Regions from separate parts of the Homo sapiens genome. Here region 2 is linked to region 1. Evidence: read pairs that join two places in POLR2A ChIA-PET (ENCODE). Cell type or tissue: OCI-LY7. All regions are shown on one strand.

The links. Peaks named below come from ENCODE experiments on the same cell type or tissue, not always from the same donor. Only the 100,000 strongest peaks of a DNase experiment are listed, where the experiment ranks them.
Region 2: POLR2A ChIA-PET joins it to region 1 with 11 read pairs; 2 of 35 experiments call an interaction of 5 or more read pairs at or near these places.

What each region holds. Positions count from the first base shown.
Region 1 is chr2:46,574,283-46,582,282 of GRCh38, reverse strand. RHOQ (ras homolog family member Q) reads right to left here. Exons shown (of 5, transcript NM_012249.4): 3 at 6,032-6,196; 4 at 5,627-5,722; 5 at 1-1,355. The coding sequence ends at 1,200. PIGF (phosphatidylinositol glycan anchor biosynthesis class F) reads left to right here. Exons shown (of 6, transcript NM_002643.4): 6 at 692-1,346. The coding sequence ends at 805. RHOQ-AS1 (RHOQ antisense RNA 1) reads left to right here and starts at 2,045. Exons shown (of 2, transcript NR_104182.1): 1 at 2,045-2,248. In OCI-LY7, a CTCF peak has its summit at 5,195; DNase peaks (open chromatin) are centred at 6,252, 6,812, 7,282 and 7,622; H3K4me3 peaks cover 2,938 bases; H3K27ac peaks cover 3,251 bases.
Region 2 is chr2:45,840,137-45,848,136 of GRCh38, reverse strand. It overlaps PRKCE (protein kinase C epsilon), which reads right to left. Exons shown (of 15, transcript NM_005400.3): 2 at 5,074-5,137. Among named protein-coding and RNA genes, the nearest start is that of PRKCE-AS1, 170 kb to the right of the region's middle. RefSeq lists a silencer at 7,246-7,365. In OCI-LY7, no CTCF peak of the experiment used is centred here; a DNase peak (open chromatin) is centred at 4,766; H3K4me3 peaks cover 868 bases; H3K27ac peaks cover 1,021 bases.

The sequences.
Region 1 (8,000 bases):
TCAAGCAGAGCCTTTCACTTAGGGACCAACTGCTTGTAGATGAAATAAATCAACATTAATTACTTCTAGCCTGATGTAATATGGCTGGAGAAAAGGGGTCTCTGGAAGCCGGTATTTTGTTTAACTTACATTCTAGGTGTGTATATAAGTTGTCGCTCTATAACTTCTGCTGTGGTTCCAACATCTATATCTGAAAGGTGGAAGCAGCTGCTCTGTTACAATTTTCATGTAACACGCTTGGATTCTAGGTCTTTCCTCTTTAACACAACTTAAAGAAAGTTTCTTGTGGTTTGGTCAGCATACACACTTCTCATTTCATTTGATGTACACAGCCAAAGTGGGAATTAAAAAAAAAAAATTACCAACTAGTTCAGAGAGCTAAATTGAGTCTATCATTATGGCAAAGTCTGACCCAAAATTTTAATTTGTAATTTTAGCATGTGTCTCATGCACTTTGGGGAGCGTCAAACTAAATCTACAATTGCCAGAAGCCTTGTTACAGTTTAATGCACATTAACTAAAATGTGTACATTTTTAGTGTTCATGATAAATGCAGTTATGACCTTATTACACTTTTGGCATTCTTTAAGAAAGCACATTAAGCTTTAATATAGAAATATTTAGGTTACACTTGTGCTCAAGTAATAATAAAACATTTGTTCTTTTTTGATCTCATACATTCTCTCCTCAGGTATGGCCCATCTCCTGTACGCTTGGAGCGACCTTTGGCTACGTGGCTGGCCTTGTTATTTCACCACTCTGGATATACTGGAATAGAAAGCAACTTACATACAAGAACAATTAACTGGAGCAAAGGGAGATATTTCTTTGTGCAGATTCTGTAAGGGCTGGGCAGAAATGTGTATGGTCAAAGCCAAGCAGTTCCATTTACAGCTCTGTTTTTTACGTAGTTACAACATGATGTGATTGTAGCTTTTTAAACTATGAAACCCCTGAGAGATTGTACCTTCTAGTTGAAATAAAGTATTTATAATAGATTGTGGCTTCAGATGCTGCTTACTGCTTCTTAAACCTTTAAGGAACATTCTTAATACACTTTATAGAATTCTGAGGACAGGTTTTGTTTTCTTTCAAGTTTTGAACTGCTTCATTACCTATAAAAGGTCTGGGTATAGCTGTAGCATTTCATTTGCTTTCTGAGAGAAATGGACAGTTTCCTTGGCCACTGAAGATGTTTCTCACGTAATTAAACAACAGTTTATACATCTTGATCCTATTCTTTTTTTTACAGTGTGTTTCTTTGGAGTTAAAATGGCTATGATAGCCTCATCAAAAACAGTCTTCAATCCCTTCTGGGTTAAAGCTGAACATTCCACATAGCAGCATGCTCCTATCTGGGAGGGAGAAAAAAAATCACAAATATATAAGATCATGTTTATACAATTGGCATGACATAAACACATCATTATAAAGAAAATTATAAAATACAGCTATGCAAAAAGAATACATTCATCATCCATGTTCATAACCCCAGAGGGGATTTTAAAATACTAGTATATGTCCTTCCAGACTTTCTATGAAAAATTATTTCACTCACCACATATTTACTGGGTATCTACTATATGTCAAGCACTGTTTAGGTCCTGGGGATATGTCAGTGAACTGAACGAAAGAGCAGAGTCCCTGCTGTGTGGCGTCCACATGTGCTGACATCTGCTGGGTAAGAGGCACAGGGGAGGGAATACAGAGCAGATGGTTGCAAATGCTGTGGGGAAAAAGCAGAGTGAGGGAGGCGGGGAGTGCTGAGGACAATGGTAGTGGGGGTCCGGGGAGGCTTCTCAATGGGGAAGTTTGAGCAGTGAGGGATACCTAGGGGAAGAGCTCCAGGCAGATAGATCCTGATGCAGGAGCATGCCTGGAGCAGTCAAGGAACAAGATCACACTGAGGATGTGGTATTTGAGCAGAGACCTGAAAAGAGTGAAAGAATGAATCATGTCCATAGGGAAGAACATTCCAGGCAGAGGGAACAACAAAAGTACAAAGGTTCTCAGGTAGAACTTTGAGGGAACAACAAAGGAGACCAGGAGGCCTGGGGAACAATGAGTAAGGCAGAGAGGGAACAGAGGCTTGTAGGCCACTGTGCGGACTTTGGCGTTTAGTCTGAGCTGGGGACCCACTGGAGGATTCTGAGCAGAGCAGTGACATGATTGCGCTTACATTTTTAAGACTTACTCTGGCTGCTGTGTTGAGAACAGATGACCATGGGGCATAGACAGAAGCAGAAAGGTGAGTTGGAAGCTATTCCAGTAAAGCAGGCCAGAGATGGAGGAGGTCTGAACCAGGTGATAGAGGGAAGAGTTAGAAAAAAGTGTCTGGATTCTGGATATGTTCTGAAGGTATGTTGTGCCGAAGGCTAGATGTGTGGTATGGGAGAAAGAGCAAGGTCAAGTACGACTTCAGGGCTTTTTTTTTTTTTTGAGACAGTTTCACTCTTGTTGCCCAGGCTGGAGTACTATGGTTCGATCTTGGCTCATCACAACCTCTGCCTTCTGGGTTCAAGCGGTTCTGCCTCAGATTCCTGACTAGCTGGGATTACAGGCATGTGCCACCACACCCAGCTAATTTTGTATTAGTAGAGATGGGGTTTCTCCATGTTGGTCAGGGTGGTCTCCAACTCCCAACCTCAGGTAATTCTGCCCGCCTCGGGCTCCCAAAGTGCTGGGATTACAGGTGTGAGCCACTGCACCCAGCTGAGGGCTTCTGACCTGAGTAACTGGGAGGACAGGCTTGGAGGGTAAAAGAAGAATCATATCTTAGACATGTTAATTTTGAGATACTCAGCCATGTAGATGGACTTGTTGAGTAAACAGCTGGATAACCAAATTGAGAATTTAGGAAAGAGGTCCAGGCTGGAGATGGAAATCCAGGAATCTTTGGTTGTAGACTGTGCAAGCTACAAGACTGACAGAAGCTCATTTAGGCCTAGGGAGTGTAGCTATAGAAGAAGACATCCACAAAGCTGAGTGCTCATCACTGGGGCCCTCCAACCAGGGACCAAGGAGGTAAAGAGATGGAGCAGAGTCCAATGAGAGGGGAGAAAAACCAAGAGAGTCCAACTGAAGAAAGTTTCAGGAAGGACGCAACTGTGCCAAATGCTGATGAGTCTAGAAATGAGATCATACTGTTTTGCAACTACTTTTTTCCCTTTAGCTACATAATAAATATGAAATCTTAACAGATAGTATGAAGTTTTAATAGATGCAGGGAATTTTTGCCATTATAAACAATTCAGCATCTTTGTAGCTCTAAGTACGTCCCTAATAATTTACTTTTATTATTAAATATTATAAATGGACAAATTATAATTTTATATAAGGTACAAAGCAATATTTTCTCTCTATATATACATATACACACACACACACGAGTGAAATGATTAAATCAACATAATTAACATCTATCACCTTAAATACTTATCATTTTGTGTGGTGAGAACATTTAAAATTTACTCTTTTAGCAATTTGGAAATACGCAGTCCACCATTATTTATTTATTCATTTATTTTGAGACAGGGTCTCACTCTGTCATCCAGGCTGGAGTGCAATGGCACTATCTCGGCTCACTGCAACCTCCACCTCCTGGGCTCAAGTGATCCTCCTTCCTCAGCCCCCCAAGTAGCTGGGACTACAGGTATGCACCATCATGCTCAGCTAATTTTTTTTTTTTTTTTTTTTTTTTTTTTTTTTTTTTTGGTAGAGATGGGGTTTCACCATGTTGCCCAGGCTGGTCTCGAATTCCTGGGCTCAAACGATCCACCCACCTCAGCCTTCCAAGGTGCGGGGATTACAGGTGTGAGCCACCGTGCCCAGCACCACCATTATTAACTGTAGTTACCATGTTGTGCAGTGTTATCTCAAAAAATGTATTCCTCCTAACACTGTACACTTTGACCAACATCCTAATGATTTGCTTAGGATAAACTCTTACATATGGAATTGCTTGATCAAAAGTGTCCATGATTTTAAGGATTTTGCATACTGTCAAGACTGCTTTGATTCAATGACCAATAGTACAACAGAGTGTCCATTTTACTACACGGGTATTATAATTAATTTCTCATTTTTTGCCAATTCTATAGGTGCAAATTGAGCTTACATTTGACTACTAATAAGTTTGAACATATTTCCTATCTTCAATGGCAATCTGCATTTTGGGGGGTGAATTTTTCATTGTTAGCCCATTTTTCTATTGGTATCTGTGGCTGCTTCTGATTAACTCATATGCAAGAGGTTCCTGTATACTAAGGATGTTAACCCATTTTTCTGCCATCCATCTCAGGTTATATGACTTTTCATTTTATTTCTGGCATTTGATGTGGTATTAAGTTTTTATGCAGTGAAATCATTAATATTTTCATTTATGGCTTTTATCTTTATGACATTTAGAAATTCCTTCTCTCCCCAAGATTACAAAACTGAATACATGGAATTTCTGAAGTGATTTGTTAGTAAAGCCATTTATTTTTTGCTTTAGGAAAAACTGTCCTCCAGAAAGTTTTCTTGCTTTCTTTTGCCTCCTGATACTACATTTTAAAAGACTATATATGGGCCGGGCGCGGTGGCTCATGCCTGTAATCCTAGCACTTTGGGAGGATGAGGTGGGCAGATCATGAGGCCAGGAGGTCGAGACCATCCTGGCTAACATGGTAAAACCCCATCTCCACTAAAAATGAAAAAAAAAAAAAAAAAAAAAAAATAGCCGGGTGTGGTGGCAGGCACCTGTAGTCCCAGCTACTTGGGAGGCTGAGGCAGGAGAATGGCATGAACACGGGAGGCAGAGCTTGCAGTGAGCTGAGATCCCGTCACTGCACTCCAACCTGGGCCACAGAGTGGGACTCCGTCTCAAAAAAAAAAAAAAAAAAAAAGACCATATATGGATTCTGTTTCCACAAAAGTCCTATTGAAATCACAACATTTAAAAAATAGAATCCAATAATGTTAAGGCCAAATGGGAAAAAAGGGGAAAAAGTAAACCTATCTTTGGGGCACGAAGGAAGATAAGCTACAAGGTATTGCATGCATCACTGTTACATATATTTTTAGAATTTTTGTATTTTCTATCCTCTTTTCATAAAAAGATTGGAGAAATTTCAACACATTTCTTTTCAAACCTAGTCATCATTTTTTGGTTTTAACCACAAATTTAAACTGTCATCCTAGGTGGCTCCACTGTCTAACTCAATGAGTCTTAAGACAGAGCTGATTTGGCACAGTGCAACTGTTTAAGTAATGAAGAAGGGTTGAAAGTAGTGACACGTGTTTCCGATGCTTTTTTCCATATGTGACTTTTTAGGAAAATATCACTGGCAATGTAGCAAAGGTGTAAGAGTCTCGGCCCAGGAGTCAGGCTTTGGACTGAAACCCAACTCTGCCATTTATTACCTGCAGGATCTTGGGCGAATTATCTGACATCTCCCAGCCTCCACTGTCTCTTCTGTGTAACAGGGGAAACAGACCTACCTCACTGAGTTCATGCAAGGATTAAATGAGATAATGCATGTAAAGCACTCCACCTGGCACACAGTAAATACACAATAAAATTAGCTTCTATTGTTATCTTAGCATCTTTTACATTCATGCTTAAATTCTGTGAGTGTTCCATTACCTCTTTTGCTAGTTTCTGTCCTTGTTCCACACATATAGGTTTTTCTTTCATATCATTCAGTCTTGCTAAAGTTTTGGGGTCATCTCGGAGATCAATCTAATTAAGAAAGGTCAATAATGTCCCATAATATTACAAATCTTTAAAGAAAAATCAAAGCATGTAATCCCACTTAATTCCCACATACCAAAAAAAGATTAAACAAAAGAACTTAATTTTTAAAAACCAGGAAAATAATTGCTTTCTTTTGGCACAATTTTTTCCAAAAATATGATAGAACTCATTAACTTGCAGCTGAGATTAAACACTTACATCATTTGCTCAGCTTTGGGACTGTTTGTCTGAGAGCAGCCTCTACGACAGACCAAAGAGCTTATTCTAAAATGCAGAAAATCAAACCAGACATACCTGAGTTCCTATTAATAAAAAGGGTACATTTGGTGCGTATTCCTTAAGTTCCGGTACCCACTCCTCTTTCACATTTTGAAATGAGGCTGGATTTACCACCGAGAAGCATATAAGGAAGACATCGGTCATTGGGTAAGATAAAGGCCTCAGACGGTCATAGTCTTCCTGAGGAACAAAGAAAAGCCTCATTATGTATTTACATTTCTATTGTTTACTAGTAATATGTACATTAGATTACATGGTCAAAGATGCAAATTCAGGAGTACTCCACTAGTGGAATGTATGGCACTCTAAGTAAAATCAGATAACTCTGTTTTTGTTATTCTTCTTTGTGAAGTTCTGAACACCCATGAGGTAAAAAAAAATGACAATATCATTAACAATGACAATGAAAACTTTGGAAAAATACATTATGATCACTAACGCTGTCACTAAAAACATTTTTAACTAAAAAGTTTGCACAAAGAATTGAATATAGCTAGACATTGCCTAAGTATTATAATTTATAATAATTAATACATGCTAAATATTTACTATGTGTCAGGCACTAGTCTATATGCTCTCTCATGGATTACTTATTTAATCCTTGTAACAACAATATGACACAAGTACCCTTAATCCTGACTTTCATTTGAGTAAACTGAAGCACAGAAGTTAAATTACTTGCGTAAGGATGTGTAGCCAGTAAGTCAAGGAGCTGAGATTCAAATCCTGGCAGTTTTTACTCCAGAGTCTATACTCTTAACCACTATACAGCTTCACTGAGACCTTCAAGCTTTGCTTTCCTTGTTTCTATAGTTTTATTAATTGTGTGTGTGTGTGTGTGTGTGTGTGTGTGTGTGTGTGTGTGTGAAGATTTAAAGAGAAACATACACAGTAAACCCACCAAAATCCTCCTTTACTCTCCAACTTTCATTCCCTCTACTTAATATTTTCATGTTTATTCTTCCAGTTCTTTTTCTATGCATGAATATACCAGTAACTGCACATATTCATACATCTGTACATAAAATGAAATCATGCAGTACTTGTTGTTCTGCACTTTCTTTGTCTTGGACATCTTTCTAAATCAGAATACGTTAGACTACCATATCATTTTACACTGTTGCTTCAGAGTCCCCAGAACAGCTATACTCCTGATGGTTATTTTAGTCTCTATCACAAAAGGCAGTGAATATCCTTTTTTGCATAGACTATTTTATGTGACACAAAATTCTACTTATTTACATTCTCGAGAGTGAACAGAGTCCGGATTCCATTTTTGGCATAGCTAGACTCTCATCTGGTTTCAAAGAAACTTTATTTTTAGCCTGGGCCACCTCCCCTCTTAAATGACTCGTTTCACTACAGAACTACACAAATGTGGAACTAAGGGAATATTAAAAACATCATCTTCCACTTGGAGTTTCAGCAGTAGTATTTCCCTCATGGAACAATTTTCCTTTCATGCATTTTTCTGACATTTTTCATAATATAACTTTCAACTAAAGCATGTTAATGTCCCAAACCCTTGACTGGTGGGTAACCCTTTTGTTTTTCTGTGATGCTTTTGAAGGGCACACCTATAATCTAGAGCTGTGGGCATTAAAAGATTTCTCAGGTGTTCGCTATCACATGACGACAGGGGAAATGCCACCCCCAATCTTCTGCAACTTTTATTTTTTAAAGTGAACGCCTCTAAATGGTTTTGATTAAAGCAGTGCCCTGGTGTTAAGAAATTCACAATGAAGAGATCAAATAGGGTGGGTATGAAACACGTTATACCCCCAGACAGTTACTAGAGGAAGACTTCTTGAAAATTTAACTTTTTAAAAATCAGCTTGTGTTAAACAGTACAATTGAGTGCCTTATATGTACTTTCTGGGCTCTACTGCCTGTTTCAAACTGCAAGTCCATAAAAGAAAAAAAAAAAAAAGAAACAGTATGTCATCTTAGCATCCCACCCAGCAACTCCACACTTCTGAGCAAA
Region 2 (8,000 bases), 730 kb after region 1:
GCTAAGACAGAGTTTCAAGAGAAAAACCCCTTTCACTTTGATTTCAGCCCTGGAGGTACTGCTCTAATGCCTGCTATGGACTCAGAGTCTTCACATACAAAACTAACATCTCTAGCAAGGAGGGCAGGTCAGTAGGAAGAATTATTAACCTGCTGGGATTTGAGTCAGGTCTAGTTTCAGACCAAGACTTAGCCATGGATCCACATTACAGACAACCTGAGAAGGATCCAACCTTGAGCTCGGACCAAAAGAGCTTTTATTTCTAACACAGTGGAAAAGGGATCTGCTTATTTATGAAGGAGACTCTGGTCACCTTTGGATTCAAAGCTAAGAACTTTGGCTTTATATTTCTATAAAAAGCTTTCTGAAGAAGAGAACTAAAATAAAAAGATCGAACCAGGGGTGGAGTGGGGAATCACTGCCATGTGGCAAACTCATTACTGGGGCCATGAATGGAAGCAGGACCTGGATTGTGGCCTGGGGTCTGGACCCAGCAGGGTCTCATAATCAACCTTTTGGCCTGGAGCACATCATCTGACCTCTCAATTTCACCATCTCCCACATGGAGGTAATACTGCTGGGCACTTGGTAAAGCTAAGAGCTCTACACACATGTTATTATTTCAGAACCAAGCGAAGCTGGTTTGATCACGTCTGCCTGTGCAACTTGAAAAAAGTCCAGAAGAGGTTGCAAAGTTGAGTTAAGATTTCTAAAATATCCCTTCTGAAAGGTTAAGGGATTTGATTGATTCAGCCTGAAAAAAGAGATATTGAAAAACTGTCTTCAAATATTTAAAGGCCTTTTACCCAAGGGCTGGTGAGAGGATGGGGACCACATGCTATGGTCCACACTAAGCAGGGATGGGACAAGCCCAGGCTCTGACAAGGAGAAGCCTCTAGCATTAAGGGCCACGGAATGCAAATGAGTGGCTCAGGGATGCTAGAGAATGTCCTTCCAGGAATTACTTTACTTGGGAGAGGATAAGGAATAAATGGAGTGACAATAGGCAAAACTGAGGCAAGGCCTGAACTGTGCAGAAAGCAATCGCACAGTCCCTGCCAGATAGATTACTCTGTTAAGTCGCCTCTTTGGTACCTGGCTCTGTTCTTGGCCCTTGTGAACATGTCCCACCCCAGCGTCAGAAACCTGTCCTTGAACAGTTTCCCTGAATAGCCTGCCAGATGCTTCTTCAAGGGCACTGGGTAGAGCTATGCCAACCTCTCTGCCCTCAGGTCTCCAAGGCTTCATGATATTTACTGATCATCTCTTACATGCGAGGGCACTGTACCAAAGCACTGTTCTTATGACAATCCTGGCCTAGCACCTACCATAGGAACCATTATCCCTGTGTTGTGGGTGAGAAATCTGAGGCTCTAAGCTACTAAACACTAGAGCCAGGATTTCAATCCAGGTCTGAAGGACTCCTAAGGCTGTGCTCTTTCTCCTCTATCTGTTGAGTCCCACAGAGAAGACTGACCCCTTTCAGCCTGTGGCTGCAGAAAGAAACAGGGTGCCTCCTGTTCCCTGCTCTTCTGCTTCCACAATATGCAATCCCTCCAGAACTTGACTTATCTGCATCATTTGTGAGGTACGTGTTGCAAAAATCATTCCTATTCCTTTGTATCCTCTGTATTTTGTTGGAGAAACAGTTTGGTGATCCAAACATACCAATGGGCCTACTTGTTATTGCTGTTGTTGGTTTAGATGCTGAAGAACTCTCCCAGGTGAGCATGACACCTAGGTGCAAGGCATGGGAAGAAGAACCTATCAGTCCCCAGGTCAGGCGCCGACCGTCTCTCATCGGTAAGCCTGTGAATCATGGGGCATTGCCACATTATTAGAAAGAATAAGAAATAATATGCAAATTACATCATATGAAGGGAAGAAATACTAACAAATGGGCACAGCAGGAAACCATCATTTGCACAGGTGAGAATTACATTGCTGTTTATGCCTCTGTTACCTGGGCTAATTGTGCTTTGATTTAAGCATCTGGAGAGCCTGGAGAGCCACCCTTACCAGAACCCCCTGTGATTATTACTTACGATGCAAGTAAAACATGGACTGAGACTGGAGCTTCCCATAAGAGCATTTTGAGCAGGTTTGCTACTTGGTATAATGTAGGTAAAGTGCCTAGCACCATACCTAGCACCAAACGAGTCCATTTCTTGCAACTCCTTTTTTCTGTACATATTAGCCAGCCCTCAGCCACGAGCTCTGACAGATGTCTATTCAAATTGTACCAAAGGATAAAATCACATGGCCGGAAATGACCTTAACTGTCATCTAGCCTGACCCCCTTACATCTGGGGTTAGGATGGCTGGTTTAGCCAAAACACACACTGGCCAGATTCCACTATAGTGAACTGCACAGGACATGCAAGCAGTGGAATTTTATTAGACAGTTAGAAATCACATTAGCTCCAGCTCCAGCAGACGTAAACGCCCAGGCTTTCTAACAGCATATGAGCAAGAAAAAGAATCCTTCGGCGCATCCTAGAAGAAGGGGGTGTAGTCACACCATCTCACCCCCACACCTCTCTCTGAGCTCCTTGGAATTTGCATGTGTTGTAAACTTTGTGCAATTCCCATGAATGTATTTTTTTCCATTGATGGGGCTGCAGCATTTGAGAGATGGGAGCTGAAGGGATGCTTGATGGCAGAATAATGGAGTGGTGAAACTTCAGCTGTGCCTCATTTCAACTCTCTCCCTTTCACAGAATGCAGAGTTAGGTATTTTCACTAAAAAAAAAAAAAAAAATACTTAGTCCACAGTCTGTAAATCCAGGAGGGTGGTTGTGACAACTTGCTTCACCCCAGACCCATCTCACGTGGTTTAGGTATGAAATGTTGTGGTTTCTCATTCTCTAGGGCCTCCCCTTGCCCTCTCAACTCTTCCAAAACCCCCTCCAGGCTAGGAACCCTCACAGTCCCAGCAACAGGACTGGGAGAACAGATGTGTATAACACAAACAACAAGAGCAGCTTCTCAGAACGGATTATTGAAAGTCCTACCCACCATCGAAAGAAAGGATCCCAAGTCCAAGAACAGCAATTTAAAAAAAAAAAAAAAAAAGTAGAAAAATGTCTTCTTTTCTTCAGAGCAACACATGCTAGCACTTTTCAGACTCTGGCATGTGTCAGCATTTCTAAAGTAAACTCTATTTTCTTTAGATGAAAGAGATTTAAAAAATAGACTCAGAATTTAGCCCAGTGAAAATTGCTTTGGCTATTCACATGCAATAAGCTGTAGAAGCAAGCAGAAAAAAATCAATTGCTTCTGATTTATTTATTCATTCATTTGTCCATCTCCTTTCCCTCTAATGTAAAAAAGGATGTCTTCTATAATTTTGCAAGTCATTTATCTTTTCAAAGAAAGAGAAAATAGTCCCAGCCTCCCATTGGTTGCTCAGCATCTTGGCACAGGAAATACATATTTAATTAATTATCATATTGCACACAGATTATGTAAGGAAAAAAGGGGATTGATTTTGCCCATCAAATGTTTCGCCAGTGTCTAGAATCAGGAGGCCACACTGCAAAACCTTAAGTCAAGTCTGGTGAATTTGGATCACTTTCTATGTTAAAAGCAAGGACAAGGCTTCACCTCACTGCTTGCTCTAATTCTTAATTGGGGCGGTGGGCACACTGGTGCTCATTTAATTTGTCTTTATGCCCTTTTGTAGGTCTTAAATATTTCATGTGAAATATTGTTAAATCCTCAAATCTTCTACAACAGGTTCTATTCTGGGCAGTTCAGAGCTGAGAGCAGAGAAGGGAAGTTGGAAATGCCAAAATGTAATTGCAATAAAGAGCAGGAAATGTAAGCAACCAATTTTGGAAGGCTGTTTAAAGTTTTAAACCTATGCCAAATAATTGGGATCTATTAAAAGAGGGCCTAATTCTATTATAATCCCCATATACACACAATTATTGAATTCTTCCGAATACCTGTTGAGATTGGGTGATAAATTAGCTGAATGGAAATCATCAGGCACCACTGTCAAGCACATCATTTGACTAACTGAATATGTAATCCTTCCTTCTATCACTGAGCCTTAAACTAGAGACTGTGTGTGGGATTGTGACTTTGAGCTTGTGATCCCCAGTATTCTGGGGAGATGTTGTGAAAGGCCCAAGTGTTCCAGGCAGGAGAGCTGAGAGAGCTGAGTGTCCATTTTTCCTTTTGGGACACAGTCCCCAAACACTGTTTGTTTCTCACTGCCAAGAGGAACTACACATGGTCTTCCAATATCCCTGCCATGGCATTAAAGCCAACTGTTCTGTCCCCCTGCCCACAGATGGAGGAGTAGGAGAGAAAAGAAGGCCACAATAACTACATTTCAGTCCGAATTCCAAATCTTTCTTAGAGCTTAAGTTGGTTGTTATCTCCTTGTTCCTGTTTGGATAAGGTTTTATTTTCTAGGCTTCCCTTCTTCCCTTGACTGCTCAGTCCTCAACACCCAGCAAACCCTTCAAAGGTCTTAAGTGTAGTTAAGTGAGCAAAGAAAGGATTGAAAGAAGAGGGTGTAAGAGGAAGAGGGTGTAATACGCCATCTAATCAGTCAGTGGGGAGCAGATGTTCCCTCACCCCATTATTTCTCTTTAAGAGCAGAGCTTTTGTCTGTGTAAAGAACTGGTAAAAGAAGTCCCACTTCTATCAAAGCTCTAAAGAAGATTCTGAAGTTTGTCACCTTATTCGTTTCATTTCTGGATGCCGTTAGACCAACTGGTTTTACTTCCTTCCCACCACACACACACAAACCCCACGCAAGCCTCCTGGGAGAGGCTGCCCTGCCACTGAAGCCTGCCTTGCACACAGCGTGCAAAAACGCCCGTTTTATTGGCCTCACTTGGTAAGTCCAAAATCTTCCCTCTGCTCCACCAAAGTTAACAGATGGCTGGTCCCTTTTGGTACACAGGCGTAAGCATCTTCAAAATAACCTTTTCCTTTAAAGGATGCCAATTAATTAAATGTCACTATAATGTGTTCCGGCCAAGGGGGGGAAAGAAGAGACCCAGAAGGCAAAGGGCCAATGGAAGAAAACAGGGATGAGAAGTCACGCTCTCCTACCTTCACCCGACGACCCTGAGAGATCGATGATCACATACACTCTTCCTTCTGGCTCCAGATCAATCTGCAATTAAGAAAATGACAGTGACTCTGTTAGTGCATTGTGTGGGCAACCTAAGAGTTCCACAACATTTCTACCCCAAACTGCTAAAACCTAGAGACACAGCTCCATGTAATTCACCAACCTACAATGTGTTGAGTGCTAGGTGAGATGCAGACCTGGGAGGACTGATGCATACCCCATAGGTAGCACCATCCCAGTGGTTCTCAACTGGGGGCAATTTTGCTACACAGGGGATGCTTGGCAAACATCTGGAGGCAGTTTTGCCATGATTGGAGAGAGAGAGAGTGCTGCTTCTGGCAGCTAGTGGGTGGAGGCCAGAGATACCATTAAACATTCTACAGTGCACAGGATGACCCCTCGCAACAAAGAATCATTCAGCCCCAAATGTCATCAATGATGTTGAGGTTGAGAAAGCCCTATGTTATCCCATTTTACAGATATGGAAATTGTGCCCAAATTCCAAGGTAAGTGGTAATGCTGAGATTCAATGCCAAGCCTGTCTTGAGAAACCCATGTTCTTTATACCACAGAAACTGCTCCCAGGGGAAATAAGAGAAGCAGGAAGACACTACTCCTGCTTTTATGGCGTTTATCATCTCATTGTGGAGTTAAAAAATGGGGAACAATGCTGAATCCAGCTTAATGATGAAGGACAGAGAAGAACTGATAAAGTATCTGACGAACCTGAAATCAGTGTAGAAGACGGAAGGGAAGAGGGAAGGGAAGGTATGCAAGGCGTAAGAAACAGCACAGGCACCCTCACTTCCTCCCTCCCCACCTCAAATCCAGCTAACTACTTATAATATACAGAGACAAGGTGGTGAAATAATTGGGTGAGACAAAAGCCAGAGGGCTGGGCCTCTTGTAGTTAAAGACATCTTTGCAAGGACTGAACTATCCTTACAGAAACTGTGTTCTCTCTATAAGAGAGTAGTAACTCTGGAAACCCTGGATCACCAAGTCCCCCTGCTAGCCTCTCCGCCTCCACAATCCCATCTGTCTACACAGAGCTTTCATTGGTTCATAGTGCCAGGCTCTCTCCCCAACAAGCTGTGAATATCTTGAGGGCAGGAACCACTATCCCCCTCCTTTTCCTTTTTCACTGTCCCCAGCAAAGAGCAGGCAAGCATTTAGCAAGAATTACTTCAGAACAGTCAGTCTAGTGGATATCTCCTCCTCCTTCAAAGTCAAGGTCAATTATCACCTCCTCTCTGAAATCTATCCAGATATGCCCAGTCAGAATTAATTAGCCCCTCATCTGTGTTCCCACAATACACCAGACACATCTTACTCATGGCTCCTGCGATGGTTAATATTGAGTGTCAACTTGATTGGACTGAAGGATGCAAAGCATTGTTACTGGGTGTGTCTGTGAGGGTGCTGCCAAAGGAGATTAATATTTGAGCCAGTGGACTGGGAGAGGCAGATCCATTCTCAATCTGGGTGGGCACCATCTAATCAGCTGCCAGCGTGGCTAGAATAAAGCAGGCAGAAGAAGTTTGAAAGACTAGGCTTGCTGAGTTTTCCAGCCTTCATCTTTCTCTTGTGCTGGATGCTTTTTGCCCTCAAACATCAGACCCCAAGTTTTTCAGCTTTTGGACTCTTGGACTTACACCAGTGGTTTGCCAGGGGCTCTTGGGCCTTCAGCCACATACTGAAGGCTGCCCTGTCGGCTTTCCTACTTTTCAGGTTTTCGGACACGGACTGGCTTCCTTGCTCCTCAGCGTGCAGACGGCCTATTGTGGGACTTCACCTTGTGATCGTGTGAGTCAATTCTCCTAATAAACTCCCCTTCATATATACATATATCCTATTGATTCTGTCCCTCTAGAGAACACTGACTAATACAGCTCCTATTAAGTTGTAATACATTGTCCATCTACCTCTCTGTCCTGATAGACAGAAAGTATGATAACCAGATTTGCATCCCTAGTTCGTAGCTCACTGTCTCTTAGGAAACACCCAGCACACACTCGTGGAGGTGGGAAAAGGCTCTGTGTTCAGAACTTCCAGAGTCTATTCTGGGAACATTCACCCTCCCAAGGCTCTGTCCCCAGGAAGGAAGGCAGGCATGTCATCTCTACTAAAATGACATTTGAAAAAGGGTAGAGGAAAGATGAGGCAGCTATACCATGAGCACCACATGTCCCCATGAGACAAAGCGACCAGCTGGAATGGTGTTCTCCAAACTCTCCCAACGTCTCACCCCACACACAATCCAGGAGGCTCCCAGAGTCACTCCTGACCCCATCTTGTTGCCTGACTCAGCCTCTAATGGTTGAGAGAGCTTAAGGTTTCCCTCAAAATTTCATTTTCACCCACAAGACTCTTCAGTGCCTCGTGGGAGAGGCCCCTGGTGATAGCTGAGGTGCTCCGTCGGCACAGGAGTGAGGGAGTGCCACGAGCAGGCCTGCATTGCCCCCTGGGCACCCCGGGGGAGCTGCTCACCTGAGTTTGGGATCTTCGGTTTTAAATCCAGATGGGAACCAAATAACAAACTGGTAATTCCGCATGCTGCCTTTTCTCATTCCTTTCTCCCCAAGAGTCCATGATTTTAAGTTTCTGGGTAAAGAAAATGTTCTCCAGAATTCTCACCACTAGTGCTGACCCTCACCAGCCCCTGCAGCGAATGACAAACAGGAAAACCAACAGTCGGCTCTGCTGAATAGAGCCAAACCAGAATCTTCTCCCTGACAAAAGTCAAAAATATCAGGGGCCCTCTTGCCTAAAAGCATGGAATTTAAATAATGTATGCCTTTTAGAGATTAGATCATCCCTATTAAACCCTGCCGGCAAAATGAAACTCTTTCTCATATCCTCCAACTCAAAGATTTCCCACGACTGTGGACTTTATTGGCAAAGT